Regions from separate parts of the Homo sapiens genome. Here region 2 is linked to region 1. Evidence: read pairs that join two places in POLR2A ChIA-PET (ENCODE). Cell type or tissue: K562. All regions are shown on one strand. Links, peaks and the distances in the headings refer to the core of each region. The heading gives the core; the rest is flanking DNA.

Region 1 (5,376 bases), core at 303-5,302:
ACAGGCGTGAGCCACCATGCCTGGCCCATAATCTTAATATATTGTGATTTATTAAGATGTATATGGTTGAGAGTTATGAATGACATAGTTGACAGATAACTTGAGCAGGAAGAATAATACCTCATCTGAACTGGGAAAGGAGGAGGAATGGGTCAATATGTTTATGGTAAATTTCCAGAGAGTGCTGGAAGTGGGAAGTTGAAGGAGTTCAAACCAGATTTATTTTCTTTTTAGTGTAGGAGTGAGATCTTAATACATAGGCCGGAGGTATATTTGGAGAGCTAATTGATGTTGGTGTATAAGAAGGTTATAGTTGGTTCTTTTCTTAGAGGCTGACTTTTTTTTTTATATCAATGATTTAACAGGTTTATCATGACAGTGAGGAAGGTCAGAGATACATACAGTTTTATAAGTTAGGGGATTTCCCCTATGTTTCCATATTGGACCCACGGACAGGTAAGATTTATATCAGCACGCAGCTTTTAACCTATTACTTGTCTTTCAGTTACCTAAATGATTGATCTTTAATATTTGACTGGATCTGTTTTCAGAATTGCAGTAATTTAGGTGAAGGTTTCGTTTTTTTCCCTTTATAATTATTTAAACATCTATTGATGTATGTATTTAGGACATCTTTTTCTGGCAACATTGGGAGATGGTAGTATTTTATGTTTGTGCAGTTCTGTTCTTTTGAAGAATAACTGATATGTTCATCTTACCTTTTTTAAGGGATTTTTTAAAAGTTTTTTTACCAGCTGGGCGTGGTGGCTCATGCCTGTAATCCCAGCACTTTGGGAGGCCGAGGTGGGCGGATCATGAGGTCAGGCGATCCAGACCATCCTGGCTAACACGGTGAAACCCCATCTCTACTAAAAATACAAAAAAAATTAGCCGGGCATGGTGGCGGGCACCTGTAGTCCCAGCTGCTTGGGAGGCTGAGGCAGGAGAATGGCCTGAACCCGGGAGGTGGAGGTTGCAGTGAGCCGAGATCGCGCCACTGCACTCCAGCCTGGGCAACAGAGTGAGACTCCATCTCAAAAAAACAAAACAAGACAAAAGTTTTTTTTATCATTAAAATATTAAGATTGCCCAGATACTAGTTGTAATCCCACCTGAGAAGCAGAGGGTGGAGCTGGTTTTATTAATTGATGGTGTTTTATATAGATATTGCTTTGTCTGAATCTCTTCTTCCTAAATGGCAGTAAGTGATAGCAGCAGATAAGATAGTTGCCCTATCATTACGGGTGGGAATCTGTTAGGTGAGTATAATTGATGTGACTTCTAGGTTATGAAGACACTATGTAGCATAAGCTGGTGGAGAGGATATGTCTTTACAGTACACTTTATGCATGTGCTGAAAGAGATACTTAATGAGAATGTTCAGAAAGATCCTAGATATTATATTTACAGATCCTGGTTTTTAATGTATGCATATGCTGAAAGAGATAATGAGAATGTTCAGAAAGATTCTAGATATTACCTTTATAGATCCTGGTTTTTAATCTATGCATATGCTGAAAGAGATACTTAATAAGAATGTTCAGAAAGATTCTAGATATTACCTTTATAGATCCAGGTTTTTAATCTATGCATATGCTGAAAGAGATACTTAATGAGAGTGTTCAGAAGGATTCTAGGTATTATATTTATAGATCCTGGAGAATGTTCAGAAGGATTCTAGATATTATATTTATTTATAGATCTTGGTTTTTAATCCTTAGGTCAGAAGCTAGTAGAATGGCACCAGTTAGATGTATCTTCTTTCTTGGACCAAGTGACGGGATTTCTGGGTGAACATGGACAACTGGATGGACTTTCTAGCAGTCCCCCCAAAAAATGTGCCCGTTCAGTAAGTATAATTAGGAGGTGGTGATGGGAAAATAAATGTAATTGGTCATAAGCATCTTATATAAAATGTTCGATGTTAAGATGGTAAAGATAATCTAACTAGTGGACAACTATCACTGTGGCTATAGCATCTTAGATATCCTCCTTATATTTTGATAATTTCCCACATGAGAGTTCCATCTTCTTGGTGAAATCATGATACTCATACTCCTGCCAGTCTGTCTTGCAGCTAGAGTGCAGGCAGATGCCCCAGGATCTGGATTTAGAAGGAAGCAATGTGAATAGGTTGGGCAGGAGGACTGACCTGGCAAGCCTAGTGGTAAAGGTGTCTACTTCCTGAGGGGCAGCTCTGGGAGGGCTTCTGATATCCAGGTCTAAATAGCAGTGAAAGTGGTTGGTTTTTTTGTGTGTTTTGTTTTTTGTTTTGGAGTGGGATCTTGCTGTTTTGCCCAGACTGTCCTAGAACTCCTGGGCTGAAGCAGCCTTCTCACCTCAACTGCCCGAATAGCTAGGACTACAGGTACATGCCACCACAGCCGGCTGGAAGTGGTGTTTTTTGTTTTTGCTGAAACAACTGTCATGGTATAGTTGAGCATTTTTATTGGTTAATATAGCTTTAGGGCCTGGCTCTCTGGCCCTCCTAGAATTTACTTCTATACTTAATTTCTAGAATATACTATTACTAGGTAGACATGTTTGATAATTGGTATCAAGATTGGTTGCAAATAAGAGACTGAACTTGCAAAGATACAGCAATCTCACATTGGTTTTCATGGCTGTTTGGCTTTGATAGCAGTAGGGATAAAAATAGTTTTGTTTTGTTGGTTTTTTTTTTTTCCTTTTTTTGAGCCAGAGTCTTGTTCTGTTGCTAGGGCTAGAGGGCAGTGGTGTGATCTTGGCTCACTGCAACCTTCGCCTCCTGGGTTCAAGCGATTCTCCTGCCTTGGCCTCCCAAGTAGCTGGGATTACAGACGTACACCACTGCATCTGGCTAATTTTTGTAGTTTTAGTAGAGATGGGGTTTCGCCTTGTTGGGCAGGCTGGTTTCAAACTGCTGACTTCAAGTGATCCGCCCTTCTCGGCCTCCCAAAGTGCTGGGATTACAGGCGTGAGCTAACGCGCCCGTCCTGTTTTTTTCTTTGGGCAGGATCTTGTTCCATTTCTCAGGCTGCAGTGCAGTGGTGTGATCATGGCTCGCTACAGCCTCCACCTCTTGGGCTCAAGCGATCCTTCCACCTCAGCCTCCTAAGTAGCTGGGACCACAGATGTGCATCACCATGCCAGCTAAGCTGTTAAAGTTTTGTAGAGACGGAGGCCTCCGTATGTTGTCTAGGCTGGTCTCAAACTGGCCTCAAGCAATCCTCCCGCCTCAGCCTCCCAAAATGTTGGGATTCTGGGTGTGAGCACCACACCTAGCAACATTTTTATTGTATTGTATTGTATTTATTGTATTGTATTGTATTTTTTGAGATGTGGTCTCACACTGTTGCCCAGGCTGGACTGCAGTGGCATGATATTAACTCACTGTAGTCTTTGCAGCCTTGAGAGAACTTTAAAAAAAAAAAAAACTTGCTAGCCTTGAACTCCTGGGCTCAGTCAATCTTCTTGCCTCAGCCTCCTGAGTAGCTAGGACTACAGGTGTGCACCATCATGCCTGGCTAATTTTTTATTTTTTGTGGAGGCAGGGTCTCAATATGTTACTCAGCCTGATCTCAAACTCCTAAGCTCAAGCAATTCTCCTCCCTTGGCCTCCCGAAGTGCTGGGATTATAAGCATGAACCACCATACCATGCCCAGCCTAAAAATAGTTTTAGAAGATGTGAGGAACACTTCCTTCAGTTATCACCTATAATAAAGTGCCTATTTAAGGAAAAGCCCTAAGGGATAGTATAGAAATCTTGTTGGCCAGGATGGTCTCGAACTCCTGGCCTCAAGCAGTTCTCCTGCTTGATTTATAGTTTTTTTGAGAGCATTTTGTTGTTGTTGTTTCCTTTCTTCCATGTAATGCTTTATAATGTCGTTTTCTGCTTTTGGTAACATGTTAATGCTGACCTCACAATGAATTGAGAAGTATTTCTTCCTCTTCTGTTTTCTGCAGTAGTGTCTGTAGAATTGTTGTTATTTCTTCCTTAATGTTTGATGACATTTACCAGTGAAGCTACATGGGCCTAGAGTTTTTTTTTGGTGGAAAATTTTAAACTACAAATTCAATCTTATCGGTAGATACGTGACTACTTGGTATCTGTTTCTTCTTGGATAAGCTTTAGCAAGTTGTATCTTTCTAGGGATTTGTTCATTTTACTATATTGTCAGAGTTCATTATAGTCCCTCGTGATGCCATGAATGAATGTAGAGATTGTAGTTGTCCCCTCTCTTAATTCTGTTTTTGGGAATTTGTGGCTTCCCTTTTTTCCCCCGACTGTCTGGCCAGAGGCTTAGTAGTTTTATTGATCTTACGGAACCAGCTGGGGTGTGGCATGTGCCTATAGTCCCATCTGCTTGGCAGGAATATTGCTTGAGCCCAGGAGTTCAGGAATGTAGTGTGCTATGATCATACCTGTGAGTAGTCACTGCACTCCAGTCTTTGGGCAACAGTAAGACTCTGTCTCTTAAGAAACAAAAAACAAAACAAAACAAAAAACTGCTCTTGGGATTTTGGTGGGTTTTTTTTGTTTTTCTCTATTGTATTTGCTTTCTAGGTCATTTATTAATTTGTGTTTTCTTTGAGCTTAATTTTATTTTCTTTTCCTGGATGTATACTCTTTTTTTTTTTTTTTTTAAGGTGGGGAAGCTTAGGTCATTAATTTGATACCTTTCTCTCTTCTAATATAAGCATTTAATTCTATAATTTTTCGATAAGAATTGCTATTGCTCAATACTATTTTCTAGCTACAAGAGAAATTAGTAAAATGAATTTTTTAGTTGAACACGTTTTATAAACTTAAATAGGGTTATATAAGTAAGGAAATCAGAGGAGAATGAAATTCAATAGGAGCCTGACAGTGTCTGCCATGGCCACAATTTTTAAAATCGAGCTACATGCTATATGTGCAATGTCATTGCTATAAATTTACAATCCACCTAAGCCATTGCATGTCACATAGACACCTCTACTTGCTTTTTAGGGGTGGTAAGTTCGCCTGAAGTTTACTTTAAAATTTTCCTTTGGCCGGGTGTGGTGGTGTGTGCCTGTAATCCCAGCTACTTGGGAGGCTGAGGTGGGAGGATTGCTTGAGCCTGGCAGGTGGAGATAGTAGTGAGCTGAGATTGTGCCACTGCACTTCAGCCTGGGTGACAGAGTAGAACCTCTCTCAAAAAAAAAAAACAACCAGCAAAAAAATGTTTTTCCCTTTAATTTTTTGCTACATGATTGCCTGATAGTAAAAGCCAAAATGTGGTTTCTTTAGTTTTTTATTAGCAACTCACACTTTTTTTTTTTACCTATTTATTATGGAAAATTTTAAGCATATTCAAAAGTTGAAGTAGTTTATTGAGCCTCTTTGTTAGCTAATTTCGGTAATTATCAGC
Region 2 (5,376 bases), core at 302-5,301, 56 kb before region 1:
TTGGGAGGCTGAGGTGGGAGGCCTGGAGCTTGAGATCAGCCTAGGCAACATAGTGAGACCCCATCTCTACAAAATGTATTAAAATTTTATTTATTAAAAAAGGAGTTACATCTGATTTGACCTTTTTTTTTTTTTTAAAGAAAGAGTTACTTGGCTATAATGGAGAAGAGATAGGCACAGAGATCAGTAGAAGGCTGTTATATTAACCCAAGAAAGATAGTGGTGTCCTGAAAAAAGTTAGTGGCGGAGAAGTGGACTCCAAAAGGTATGGGAAGAAATCAGAGTCAAAATGAAGTTTAGGATTCTGTTTTGGACACCTAGGTATGTAACAGTGCTATTTATGAAGGTATGGAATAGCAGAAAGGTGTGGGGAGAAGATGGTTAGCTCAGTTTTGGATAAGTTAAGGTGCTGCTAATAGGACTTCCAGATGGAGCTGTTGAAGCAGATGAATATTTGGGTCTAGAAAGAAGAGTGAGAAATCTGTCATATTCATGGCAGTTAAAGTTATAAAAATGGGGCTAGGTGCGGTGGTTCACACCTGGAATCCCAGCACTTTGGGAGGCCGAGGCGAGTGGATCACCTGAGGTCAGGAGTTTGAGACCAGCCTGACCAACATGGTGAAACCCCGTCTCTACTAAAAATACAAAACTAGCCGGGCATGGTGGTGTGTGCCTGTAATCCCAGCTACTCAGGAGGCTGAGGCAGGAGAATTGCTTGAACCTGGAAGGCGGAGGTTGCAGTGAGCTGAGATCACGCCATTGCACTCCAGCCTGGGCGACAGCGAGACTCTGTCTCAAAAAAAAAAAAAAAAAAAGGTTATAAAAATGGATGAGGCGAGGCCTAGTGGCTCACACCGGTAATCCCAGCACTTTGGAATGCCAAGGTGGAAGGATTGCTTGAGGCCAGAAATTCAAGACCAGCTTGGGCAACATAGCAAAGAGCCTGTTTCTACAAAAAGTAAAAAAAAATTAACTGGGCCTGGTGGTGTGCACCTGTAATCCTGGTTGACTTGGGAAGATTGCTTGAACCCAGAACTTTGAGGCTGCAGTGAACTATGCTCCTGCTGCTATACTCCAGCCTGGGTGACAGAGAGAGACCTTGTCTCTTAAAAAAAAAAAAAAAAAAAAAAAAAAATTAGGAAAAGAGAAAGGATGGCATCTTGCAGGAGGGAGTGTAGTGTGGGAAATAGTAGACTCCAGGACACAATGCTGAAGGAACACCAACATCCGGGGGACTGCAAAGAAGAAAGTGCAGAGAAGACTCAGGAAAAACCAAAGATGTAGGAGGAAAACCAGGAGAGTATCATGGCACTTAAAGCATCAGGAGTGGCCACGTGTGGTGGCTCATGCCTGTAATCCCAGCACTTTGGGAGGTTGAGGCAGGTGGATCACATGAGATCAGGAGTTTGAGACCAGCCTGGCCAATATGGTGAAACCCTGTCTCCACTAAAAATACAAAAAATGAGCCGGGCATGGTGGTGGGCACCTGTAATCCCAGCTACTCGGGAGGCTGAGGCAGGTGAATCGCTGGAACCCGGGAGTCAGAGGTTGCAGAGAGCCAAGATCTTGCCACTGCACTCCAGCCTGGGCAAGAGAGTGTGACTCTGTCTCAAAAAAAAAAAAAAAAAAAGTGAAAAATTATTTTGTAAATGGAATAATTAGTCTCTAATTAGTCCTTTGTTTAGCTAACACAATTAGCTTCAAGATGGCTCTCTTCTGTCCCTGTGGTGCTTCAGAATCTTAGAGTTGATAAAATTCACATCCATGCAGGACTTTAAGTGCCCCAAGGTACTTTGGGTTTATCCACTCACCTTGTCAAGTGGATAAGTCAGATGGGGGTTGGAGGCCAGGCAGATAAGCAACTTGTCTCCAAGACTGGGATTGTCCTGCTATGCCCCACCTTATGCTCCCTGAGGCTCTGAGCTGAGTTTCAGGCCTCTGCCATGTCCCCACTCTTCCATGACCCAGCTCCACAGTTTCCCAAGGATACAGTGAAGCCAGCTGGCACCTAATGGTCAGGCAGGAGGGGAACAAGTACCCCAAGCCCCATCACAGCCAAGAAAAGAGGCACAGTGGCCAGGCCACAATCTGGAGCGGATGAGGGGGCCAGCTCCACAGAGGGTCCATTGGCCCACACAGGCACTGTCCACATGCTCCTCTCAGGGACCGGCTTGTTGGAGGGCTTGTTGCCAATGTTCTTATACGTGGTAGATACTCAGTAAATGTTTGCTGGCGTGGAAACACTTACATGTTGCGGTGACCTGCCAGTTTAGCCCACATGCCTGGCCTTCCGCCCTCCCCAGGGCAGCTGTGCCTCAGCCGCTTGTGGTAGAGATGATCCCCAGACCAGGTGGTGACTGGCCCCGCTAGGTTGGGCTGTTGTGTCCTCTGGTTATGGCTTGATCAGGCTGGCATGCAGCCAGGCGAGGACTTGGCGGGCTGGGCTGCCCATAGCCTAGTCTGTTTTTAGTCTCCTGTTTTCCAGAATGTCATGTAAGTGTAATCACAATATGTAACCTTTTGAGTCTGGCTTCTTGCTCTTAAACTATTGTGTTTGAGATTCATTCATGTTGTCATGGTTAGTAGTTCCTTCCTATTTATTGGGGAATAGTATACCATTGTATGGTTGTACTGTGGTTTGTTTATGCATTTATCAAATGAAGGACACTTTCCAGTTTGGGGACATTATAAATAAAGCTGCCAAAAACAGTCGTGTACAAGTGTGTGAATATCTTTTGATAAATACCTAGGAGTGTGTTTATTGGATCATATAATAATAGTTATATTAACTTTCTAAGAAGCTGACAAATAATTTGTGACTTTCTGGTATAGTGACTTTCCAAAGTCACTTTGGAAAGTATAGTGGCTTTGAGAGGCTGATGCGGGAGGATTGCTCTAGGCCAGGAATTTGACGCCAACCTGGACAACAAAGAGAGACCCCCACATCTGTATTAAAAAATAGTAATAAAAGAGAGTTCCAGTTGTTCTGCATTCTTTCCATCATTTGGTATTTTTAATTGTCTTTTTTTTTTTTCTTTTGAGACAAGATCTCATTCTCTTGCCCCTGGTGGAGTGCAGCCGTGTTATCATAGCTCACTGCAGCCTCAAGCTCCTGGGGTCAATAATCCTCCTGCCTCAGCCTCCTGAGTAGCTGGGACTACAGGCACACACCACCATGCCCAGCTAATTTTTAATTTTCTGTATAGATGAGGTCTCCCTGTGCTGCCTAGGTTGGTCTCAAACTCCTGCCTTGGTCTCCCACAGTGCTGGGGTTACAGGTGTGAGCCTCCACGCCTGGGCTTTTTTGTTTTTTGTTTTTGAGATGGAGTCTCACCCTGTCACCCAGGCTGGAGTGCAGTGGTGTGATCTTGATTTATTGCAGCCTCTGTCTCCTGGGTTCAAGCGATTCTCCTGCCTCACCCTCCCAAGTAGCTGGGACTACAGGCGTGCACCACCTTGCCTGGATAATTTTTGTATTTTTACTAGAGACTAGGGTTTCACCACATTGGCCAGTCTGGTCTTGAACTCCTGGCCTCAAGTGATCTGCCCGCCTCAACCTCCCAAAGTGTTGGGATTACAGGCGTGAGCTACCGTGCCTGGCCATTGTTTTTTTTAAAGCCATTTCAATAAGTGTGTAATGGTATGTCATTGTGGTCTTAATTTGCATTTCTCAGGTGACTAATGATTTGGGGCATTTTTCATGTAATAACTTACCATCTATAAATCTTTTTTTTTTTTGGTTTGAGATGGAGTCTCGCTTTGTTGCCAGGGTGGAGTGCAGTGGTGCGATCTTGGCTCACTGCAACCTCCACCTCCCAGTTTCAAGCTGTTCTCCTGCCTCAGCCTCCCAAGTAGCTGGGACTACAGGCGCCTGCCACCACACCCAGCTAATTTTTTGTATTTTTACTAGAGACTGGGGGGGGGTTTCACCATGTTGGCCAGGATGGTCTCAATCTCCTGACCTTGTAATCCACCTGCCTCAGCCTCCCAAAGTGCTGGGATTATGGGCATGAGCCACCACACCCGGCCACTATCCATAAATCTTTCAAGCCCCAACTTTTAATTATGAGATTCAACAGACATAAAATTACTCTCTCAAATTGCTGTAAACGTTTCTGAATGCTTCCACTGGAATTTGTATTTTTATCTTGTCACAGACTAGTAAGAGATAGCTGGTCTAAGGACTACCATTTGGGTAGTACTGGCCTAGGTGATGGCAGAACAGGGCCTGGAACTCTGGCATCTTGGCTCCTGGGCGCATGCATTTCCCACCATTAGCACTACTTCCTGCACCATTGGTTCCTTTTGTGAACTAATGAATGTTTGCCTTATCTGTCCCCTAACTTAGTAATTCGATTTCTCTGTACTCAGTTTTTTCTGGTATGCATTTAAAAATGTTTTCGATATTTGAAAGCTTAAAAACTCCAGGATTAGAGACTGAGGTTAAAATTTCAGCTTATTTCTCACAACTGTCATCCACTCCCATATCCTTGGCAAATAGTTTAGCTTACTTTGGTATCATTGCTGGGGAAAATGTGGAACCGAAAAGTAACCTCTTGTCCCTATCATTTCTATAGAGGGATGATGATGATTGTTTTTAAAAGTCTCTGTGACTGCTATACTTTGGTTTCTGGATGGTAGTGAAGAGATGATCACTGTCCGTCTTTTGGCACTGAGAGTAGTGTAGACAATGTGCATTAGAGTATAAACTAGGAGATAGCAGCATGAAAATGGCCATCATAAGTTGTGTGCCACAGCTGGGTTAAGGAAGGCCGTTTGGTGCCATTCAGTAGCAAGTGTAAAACAGATGGAGAGAAGGACAGATAAAGGATGTTTTAGAAGGGGGTTCATGTGGTGAGAAACAAAGTAGGACTCCTGTCATGGAGTATAGATGACTGGATTAGATTAAGCCACCCTGCTGCTGCCTACAATATCGGAGCCTCAAAATAAGTCCGTTTTTTAATTTAATTTAATTTTTTTTTTTTTTTGAGATGGAGTCTCGCTCTGTCACCCAGGCTGGAGTGCAATGGCGCAATCTTGGCTCACTGCAACCTCCACCTCCCGGGGTCAAACGATTCTTCTGCCTCAGACTCCTCAGTAGCTGGGGTTACAGGCACGCATCACCATGCCTGGCTAATTTTGTTTGTACTTACAGTAGAGACGGGGTTTCGCGGTGTTAGCTGGTCTCAAACTTCTGACTTCAGGTGATCCACCCACCTTGGCCTCCCAAAGTGCTGGGATTACAGATATGAGACACTGCACCCAGTCCCAAAAAGCCCATTTTTAACAAGTTTGCAAATAGTTTAAATCGTAAACTTGTCAAACTTGTTTTATTAGCCCCCCCTTAAAAAAAAAGGTATGTTCTTCTAACTGTAG

What was found. ChIA-PET counts read pairs that join two places held together with the same protein. Peaks named below come from ENCODE experiments on the same cell type or tissue, not always from the same donor. Only the 100,000 strongest peaks of a DNase experiment are listed, where the experiment ranks them.
Region 2: POLR2A ChIA-PET joins it to region 1 with 5 read pairs; 9 of 35 experiments call an interaction of 5 or more read pairs at or near these places.

Annotation. Positions count from the first base shown.
Region 1 is chr3:196,364,501-196,369,876 of GRCh38, reverse strand. It overlaps UBXN7 (UBX domain protein 7), which reads left to right. Exons shown (of 11, transcript NM_015562.2): 7 at 366-456; 8 at 1,722-1,849. Among named protein-coding and RNA genes, the nearest start is that of TM4SF19-DYNLT2B, 29 kb to the right of the region's middle. In K562, for the core only: no CTCF peak of the experiment used is centred there; no DNase peak of the experiment used is centred there.
Region 2 is chr3:196,420,143-196,425,518 of GRCh38, reverse strand. All of the region lies in intron 1 of UBXN7 (UBX domain protein 7), which reads left to right. It also overlaps the pseudogene ZDHHC1P1. Among named protein-coding and RNA genes, the nearest start is that of UBXN7-AS1, 8.6 kb to the left of the region's middle. In K562, for the core only: no CTCF peak of the experiment used is centred there; a DNase peak (open chromatin) is centred at 2,368.